Regions from separate parts of the Homo sapiens genome. Here region 1 is linked to region 2. Evidence: chromatin loops called from intact Hi-C (ENCODE). Cell type or tissue: gastrocnemius medialis. All regions are shown on one strand. Each heading gives the region's core, and the rest is flanking DNA. Links, peaks and the distances in the headings are about the cores only.

Region 1 (5,184 bases), core at 692-4,691, 120 kb before region 2:
CACTGAAGCGGCAAGGTACTCGTGAGTCTGAAGATCTTATCTTGCAAAATCAGTACCTTGGCAAAGTGTTCCACAAGGAAGGGTGTAAAAAGTAACAGTCAAATATAAGAGCCCAAGCCATGAAACCCAGCCCAAAGCATCCTTAGATCTAGACCAACTAATTTCCAGCAACTATTCTAACTAAGTTCTGTATCACGGAGACAGAGCAAACACTCAAACCCATCTCCAGAGCTAAAGCAATTCAATGCGTCTACACTTACTGCCGCTTTCAGGTGATGCTACATCTGCTGGCACTGTTACAAAAAAGGGGAAGAAAGTTATATACCATAAAAACATGTGAATTCAGCCTTGCTGGGGATGACAAAAATATTCAGCCTCAAAAGTCACCAATGAGTCAAAAAGAGAATAATTATCATCATCATCATCAGAGCAGCTATCATGAAGCAATAACTACATACTGGGTTCGGGGTTTAAAAATTTATATATATTTTTTTCTGTAAACTCACAACTACTCCCAAGAAGTAGGTATTATTATTCCAAGCTCATATTTGAGGGGCATGAGGGGTAAAGCAGTTAGGTAACAGCCAGTGAGGGAGCCTACAAGCAAACCCAGGCTGACTCTAAAGCCTGTGCTCTGAACCCACGCCCTGCTACCTGCCTTCTACTTCATGGACAGGATGCTCGCACTGCTGACCTGAGTTGTTCCCCACAGCTAGCTCTGCCCTTGCCCTCTGGAAATCAGGGAGACTCTTTGGGGCAGCCATAAGAACTCATGCCACCAAAGCTGGTCTTACTTCTTCCATGTGTCCCTCAGCAGAGGGGATGAAGAAAGGGCCCTAAAGTTGCAGGGAGTGTGCCCTGGTATTCTGCTGTTACATTTCATGAGAAAAAAAAACAATTCAGACACTTCCTACACTTGAAAGCGTCCTATTATTGCATTTAATACTTCTCTTTTCTTATTTTTTTGTTTTGTTTTGTTTTGTTTTTTTTTGAGACAGAGTCTCATTCTGTTGCCCAGGCCGGAGTGCAGTAGTGCAATCTCAGCTCACTGCAACATCCACCTCCCGGGTTCAAGCAATTCTCGTGCCCTCAGCCTCTGGAGTAGCTGGGATTACAGGCATGTGCCACCATGCCCGGCTAATTTTTGTATTTTTAGTAGAGACAGGGTTTCACCATGTTGGCCAGGCTGGCCTTGAACTCTCGACCTCAGGTGATCCACCCACCTCGGCCTTCCAAAGTGCTGGGATTACAGGAGTGAGCCACTGCCCCCGGCCTATAATTCTCTTTACAAACAGAATTTTCTAAGGCAGAGATTCTTAAACTTTTTTGTCTCAAAATCTTGATAATCTTAAAAATTACTGAGGACCTCAAAGAACTTTTTTGGGGGTTATATACATGAATATTTATGTTAGAAATTTAAATACATACATTTAAAAACATATATGTATTTAAAAATAACAATAATAACCCCATAAGTAAGAACCCACATCTGCTTCTGCATTTAATCTGTTTTGATAATTTAATTTGTTTTGGTTGAAGTATATGACAAAAAATCTGTCCTCATATAGATAACATAGTTGAAAAGGGAAAAGTACTTTAATAGATTTTTCAGATTCTTCTTTGATACTACACCAACACTTAACAAATGTAATTTCTTGTAAAGCGAAATCTCACACCTGTCAATGAACTTTTCATTTTCTGTTACGTAAAAAAACATTGGTCTACCTTACACTTTGAATGTATTTTTTACTCATACGTGATTTTAAAACTCATGCATTAGTCATTTGGAAAATACTGGTTCACTGAGTTATGCAGATTTTCCAATCCAGACCTACATTTCATTATAGGATGTTAAAAAATGACACTCATTATTATCACCCCCAATCTCATCAGAAAAAATCTTTAATTATGGAGAAGCTGTCACACTCAGGGGAGTGAACACAAGTTTTCCATAATTCTATTTTTTTTCTTAAAAGCTCTAACTTTATCATTCACAACAAATACTGCCAGTTGTTTACCTTAAAGTAACAGATTCCCTTTGTTCATAAAAAAAAAAAAAAAAATGCCAAATATCTAAATGGTCTGAAAAAACCACAACCTGTCATTCTTTCAAACAAAAATAATACTCCCTGAAAAAAGTAGCCAGTTTAGCTCGTAACTCAATCACATAAGCATTTTTCCCTTGAGACAGCTATCGGACTTCACACCCTAGCACACAGCAGAAGTGCTTTATGTGTACTTCCCATTATATCATATGAGATTACTAAAAAGATGTGTTGCCAAAAGTCAAAATACAATAAAAATAACTTGTACTGCCTAACCAAGAACACTTTTAAGTGAAACTAGCTTTAAAAAAAAACAAAAACAAAAACAAACTGGCCAGGTGTGGTGGTTCACGCCTGTAATCCCAGCACTTTGGGAGGCCGAGAAACCTCCCAGGTGTAGATCACCTGAGGTCAGGAGTTAAAGACCAGACTGGCCAATATGGTGAAATCCTGTCTCTACTGAAAATACAAAAATTAGCCAGGCATGGTGGTGGGCGCCTGTAATCCCAGTTACTCAGGAGGCTGAGGCATGAGAATTGCTTGAACCTGGGAGGGGGAGGTTGCAGTGAGCCGAGATTATGCCATTGCATTCCAGCTTAGAAGACAAGTGTGAAATTCCGTCTCAAAAAAAAGAAAAGAAAAAATAAATAAATAAAACCCATCACTTGAGGCAAGGAGTTTGGGGCCACCCTGGGCAAGAAGAGACAACTCATCTTTACAAGAAGTGAAAAAACTATCTGGGCATGCTGGTGTGTGCCGGTAGTCCTAGCTGCTTGAGAGGCTGAGGCGGGAGGATCGCCTGAGCCTAGGAGTTATAGGTTGCAGTGAGTCATGATTGCGCCACTGCACTCTAGTCTGAGTGACAGAATGAGACCATCTCAAAAAAACAAACAAACAAAACCCACTGTGAGCACATGGTGAGAATTACACAATGACCATCAGTACAGCTTGGTACCACTGTTTTTTTCGTTTTTTTAAAAAAATCTCTATTTGAAGTTAGGTACTACTGTTCTGATTTGTGTTCAGGTGCTAACCAGTTTTAATTACCATTCCTTTTGCACCATCATTGTAAATGTCAATACAGTGAAAAAAAAAAAAAACAAAAAACGAAATGTTTTAGTGTTTCTGCAAACTTGGTTTTGTCCTTGTAGGTCCTCTGAAAGGATCTTGAGGATCCCCAGGGGTCTAGAGACCACATTTTCAGAACACTGCTCTAGGATGACAGCATGACTGAAATAAACCTAGAGTTGTAAAGGCCTCAGACATGAACAAATCTAAGCCCTCTCAGTTCAAAATAAGAGTAGACTGGGCTGGGCACAGTGGCTCATGCCTGTAATCCCAGCACTTTGGGAGGTCGAGGCGGGCGGATCACTTGAGGTCAGGAATTCCAGACCAGCCTGGCCAACATGGTGAAACCCTGTCTCTAAAATAGTACAAAAATTAACTGGGCATGATGGCACGCATCTGTAGTCCCGGAACTTTGGGAGGCTGAGGTGGGCAGATCACTTGAGCCCAGGAATTCAAGTCCAGCCTGGGCAATCTGGCGAAACCCCATCACTACAAAAGATACAAAAATGGCTCAGCCCAAAATCTCCTTAAGCTGATAAGCAACTTCAGCAAAGTCTCAGGATACAAAATCAATGTGCAAAAACCACAAGCATTCTTATACACCAATAACAGACAAACAGAGAGCCAAATCATGAGTGAACTCCCATTCACAATTGCTTCAAAGAGAATAAAATACCTAGGAATCCAACTTACAAGGGATGTGAAGAACCTCTTCAAGGAGAACTACAAACCACTGCTCAACGAAATAAAAGAGGACACAAACAAATGGAAGAACATTCCATGATCATGGATAGGAAGAATCATATTGTGAAAATGGCCATACTGCCCAAGGTAATTTAGAGATTCAATGCCATCCTCATCAAGCTACCAATGACTGTCTTCACAGAATTGGAAAAAACTACTTTAAAGTTCATATGAAACCAAAAAAGAGCCTGCATTGCCAAGTCGATCCTAAGCAAAAAGAACAAAGCTGGAGGCGTCACGCTGCCTGACTTCAAACTATACTACAAGGCTACAGTAACCAAAACAGCATGGTACTGGAACCAAAACAGAGATAGAGACAAATGGAACAGAACAGAGGCCTCAAAAATAATACCACACATCTACAACCATCTGATCTTTGACAAACCTGACAAAAACAAGAAATGGGGAAAGGATTCCCTATTTAATAAATGGTGCTCGGAAAACTGGCTAGGCATATGTAGAAAGCTGAAACTGGATCCCTTCCTTACACCTTATACAAAAATTAATTCAAGATGGATTAAAGACTTAAATGTTAGACCTAAAACCATAAAAACCCTAGAAGAAAACCTAGGCAATACCATTCAGGACACAGGCATGGGCAAGGACTTCATGTCTAAAACACCAAAAGCAATGGCAACAAAAGCCAAAATTGACAAATGGGATCTAATTAAACTAAAGAGCTTCTGCACAGCAAAAGAAACTACCATCAGAGTGAACAGGCAACCTACAGAATGGGAGAACATTTTTGCAATCTACTCATCTGACAAAGGGCTAATATCTAGAATCTACAAAGAAATCAAACTTACAAGAAAAAAACCAACAACCCCATCAAAAAGTAGGCAAAGGATATGAACAGACACTTCTCAAAAGAAGACATTTATGCAGCCAACAGACACATGAAAAAATGCTCATCATCATCATCACTGGCCATCAGAGAAATGCAAATCAAAACCACAATGAGATACCATCTCACACCAGTTAGAATGGCGATCATTAAAAAGTCAGGAAACAACAGGTGCTGGAGAGGATGTAGAGAAACAGGAACGCTTTTACACTGTTGGTGGGACTGTAAACTAGTTCAACCATTGTGGAAGACAGTGTGGCAATTCCTCAAGGATCTAGAACTAGAAATACCAGTTGACCCAGCCATCCCATTACTGAGTATATACCCAAAGGATTATAGATCATGCTAGTATAAAGACACATGCACACGTATGTTTAATGCAGCACTGTTCACAAGAGCAAAGACTTGGAACCAACCCAAATGTCCATCAATGATAGACTGGATTAAGAAAATGTGGCACATATACACCATGGAATACTATGC
Region 2 (4,000 bases), core at 1-4,000:
TAGAAGTAAACCCATACGCTTATGGCCACCCAAAACACTGGGATTACAGGCACAAGCCACAGTGCTTTGTCCATGTCACCATTATAATTTCAATAAAGGTTCATGACCATTCGATGAAGAAGAAATAGTCTCTTGAGCATATGGTGTGAGACAGTTGGATATCTACTTGCAAAAGAATGAAGTTGGACTCCTATATTCAAAAATATGTTATATGTGTATCATATACAAAAAAATAAAATGGTTCAACTATATAAGAGCTAAAACCATAAGACTCTCAGAAGAAAACAGGTAAATCTTCATGAACTTGGATTTGGCAGTGGATTCTTAGATATGACAACAAAATCGTGAGGAACAATGACAAGAAACACATGTTAGAATTCACTAACATTAAAAACTTTTGTGCATCAAAGAACATAAAGTGAAAAAGCAACCTACAGAATGGGAGAAAATGTTTGCAGATTGTATATCTGATATGGGTCTCTTATCCAGAATACATGAAGAACTGTCTACCACTGAGCAACAAAAAGACAGGCTGAGCACTGGGCCCATATCCCTCATGCTCGTCTGCCACTGAGGGCGCATGCAGCCTCTAGACCACAACCAAACAGTGACCCAGACTGCTACAGCCACCTTCTGGGCACCATATCACAGAGCAGGGACCCCAGGCTGTAGGGAAAGAGCTTGCAGGGCTCCTGGATAGAACTGTACTTTAGCAATGATAGGAAGGGGAACAGTGCTCCAACATCAGTTTCTGTTTATAATGGTGACATGGGCTGGGCACAGTGGCTCACGCCTGTAATCCCAGTGCTTTGGGAAGCCTCCAAAGTGCTTCCTTGAATTCAAGTAATCCTCTGCCTTGCTTCCCAGAGAAAGGCTGCAGTAAGCACTGTTCATGCTGCTGCTCTCCCGCCTAGACAACAGAGCGAGACCCTATCTCTAAAAACAACAGCAACAACAACAACAAAATTAATGTAATAGTGACATGGAAAAAATACAGCTGGATGCTTAAAATGAATTTGGACAGAGTAGCTCCAAAAGTTCTGTGACAGCCTACCTCTTTTACAGACATTGGAGAAAAATAGCTCTCAGTCTGAGGAAGATACTGAGAAAAGGAAAGAAGTTGAAAGCATCTTGAAGAAAAATTCAGATTGGATATGGGATTGGACAAGTTGGCCAGAAAATATTCCCCACAAGGAGTTCCTCTTTAAAGCACCTGAAGCACGTAGCTACCCAGCATGGAATTTAAAGCCTGATGAGGAAAGGGGGCATTTTCTCAGCAGAATTTCCAAAGGGTTTTGCTGCTGTCTCATCTGGTGGCCATGGGATTGGGGATCTATATTGGAAGGCATCTGACAACTTCTACCAGCACCTTTTGATGAATAATTTGAATCCAGCTTTGTGCGTATAGTGGGGATTTCTATCTGAGCTTGTGACACAGCTAACTCAGGAGCTGTTATGGTCCTTGGGTGGCTGTTTCACTTGTTTTTATTTGTTCTGTAAATACTGCTTTCCTAATTTAGTAAAATGAAAGAATAGACACTAAAATCACACTGACCTATACTTATACCTATAGAATCAGTTAATAAGGGTATCAGACTGATTAATATCTACTGTAACAATTTGGCAGTGAGTTTTCTTTGGATATTAGTATAAATATGTAAGTATCGTTTTAATATATTAGTCATGATATAGCATTTTAAAAATTATCTGTAACCTGAATTCTGTTAAAACACTTTATATTCCAAAAGAATGAATGACAGTGATATTAAAATCACTACATTAAAGGGTTTGCCCAGAATAAATATTGTGGCCTTACTTACACTACTGTGGAAAATATTATGTTTAATTTAAATAAATGCAGGTTGTCTACTAAGACTACACTTAACTATGGTAATTGTTCTTAATAAATAGAGAACAAGTTACAGCTACAAATGCCACCATACACTTCATACACCAAATTGTTCTCACTTTTGCAGCATAAGGACTTCAACCTCCAACTATTAGGTAATCAACTTGGATAATGTGTCTGTCAAAGGCACGTACTCAGTATCTTTTCCTCTTTATCACTCTGGATTGCTGAATTTAATCCTATCCTTTGTGCTCAACTTTTTTGTGCTGTTAAAATCAGCTTTATCCTAAGCATATCTGTATCTACTTTAAAAGATTGGAAATGGAAAAAAATAAATATTTGCCATATCCTTTAAAAAAAGAAAAGAAGCCATACTTTAAAAGACTAGAAATGGAAAATAAATAAATAAATCTTTACCAAATTCTTAAACAACAAAAAGATAAACAACCCAATTCTAAAATGAGCAAAGGATTTAAAGAGATAGTTCTCCAAAGAAGATAAATAAGTGAACAACAAACACATGAAAATATGCTCAGCATTGTTAGTCATTAGGAAAATGCAAATCAAAACCACAGTAAAATATCACTTCACACCCACTAGGATGGCTAAATCCAAAAAAATGGAAAAGCATAAGTGTTTACGAGGATGCAGAGAAATTGGAACATTGCTGGTGGAAATGTAAAATGGTTCAGCCATTGCAGAAAAGTTTGGCATTTCCTCAAAAAGTTAAACATAGAATTACCATATGACTCAGTATGATGGTTAATTTTATGTGTCAATTTGACTAGGTCGTGGTACCCAGGTATTCAAACACCAGTCTAGATGTCTCTGTGAAAGTATTTTTTAATGAGATTAACATTTAAGTCAGTAGACTTTGAGGAAAGCAGATTACTCTCCATAATGAGAGTGGGCCTCATCCAGTAGTTGAAGGCCTGGAGAAAAAGACTAAGGTCCCTGGGGAAAACAGAATGTCTCCAGCCTGCCTTCAGGCTCAAGCTGCAACATCAACTCCTCCCTGGTTTTCTAGTATGCCAGTATCTCCTGCAAAACTCAGACTTGCCAGCCCCTACAATCACACGAGCCAGTTACTTTAAATAAATAAGTATTTGTATCTCTCTCTGTGTATGTATACATATTTATAAGTATATAAATATATTCAATATAAATCCTATTAATTCTGTTTCTCTGAAAAACCCTGTGTTCTCTGAAGAACCCTAACTGATACACCCAGCAATTCTACTCCTAGATATATGCACAAGGGAATTGAAAGCAGGGACTCAACAGATACATGTATGCCAATGATCACTGTAGCATTATTCACAATTGTAGGGTCCAGCCCTATGGGGCTTAGTGGGTGTTGTCCCTATGTGCGGAGATGAGAGATTGTAAGAAATAAAGACACAAGACAAAGAGATAAAGAGAAAACAGCTGGGCCCAGGGGACCACTACCACCAAGACGCGGAGACTGGTAGTGGCCCTGAATGGCTGGGCGCGCTGATATTTATTGCATACAAGACAAGGGGGGCAGGGTAAGGAAGGTGAGTCGTCCAAGTGATTGATAAGGTCAAGCAAGTCACGTGATCATGGGACGGGGGCCCTTCCCTTTTAGGCAGCCAAAGCAGAGAGGGAAGGCAGCATTTTCTTCTATGCGTTTTCTTCTATGCACTTGTAAGAAAGATCAAGGACTTTAAGACTTTCACTATTTATTCTACCGCTATCTACTATGAACTTAAAAGAGAAACATGAAAGTGGACAAGGAACGTGACCATTGAAGCACAGCACTACAGGGAGGGGTTTAAGCCTCCAGATGACTGCTGGCAGGCCTGGATAATATCCAGCCTCCCACAGGAAGCTGGTGGAGCAGAGTGTTCCCTAACTCCTCCAAGGAAAGGAGACTCCCTTTCACTATCTGCTAATTAACGGGGCCTTCCCAGGTACTGGTGTTACCGCTTGACCAAGGAGCCCTCAAGCGGCCCTTATGCGGGCATGACAGAGGGCTCACCTCTTGCCTTCTAGGTCACTTCTCACAATGTCCCTTGAGTACCTGACCCTATACCCGCTGGTTATTCTAGGTTATATTAGTAATGCAACAAAGAGTAATATTAAAAGCTAATGATTAATAATGTTTACGCTAATGATTGATAATTGTCC

The links. Hi-C counts contacts between places; a loop is a spot of excess contacts. Peaks named below come from ENCODE experiments on the same cell type or tissue, not always from the same donor. Only the 100,000 strongest peaks of a DNase experiment are listed, where the experiment ranks them.
Region 1: it touches region 2 in a loop (2.2-fold over the local background); 1 of 110 quality-filtered maps calls a loop at or near these places.

What each region holds. Positions count from the first base shown.
Region 1 is chr15:42,191,806-42,196,989 of GRCh38, forward strand. All of the region lies in intron 2 of VPS39 (VPS39 subunit of HOPS complex), which reads right to left. Among named protein-coding and RNA genes, the nearest start is that of MIR627, 5.3 kb to the right of the region's middle. RefSeq lists an enhancer at 728-917. In gastrocnemius medialis, for the core only: no CTCF peak of the experiment used is centred there; a DNase peak (open chromatin) is centred at 2,866.
Region 2 is chr15:42,313,015-42,317,014 of GRCh38, forward strand. All of the region lies in intron 10 of GANC (glucosidase alpha, neutral C), which reads left to right. It also overlaps the pseudogene BNIP3P5. Among named protein-coding and RNA genes, the nearest start is that of TMEM87A, 42 kb to the left of the region's middle. In gastrocnemius medialis, for the core only: no CTCF peak of the experiment used is centred there; no DNase peak of the experiment used is centred there; H3K27ac peaks cover 693 bases.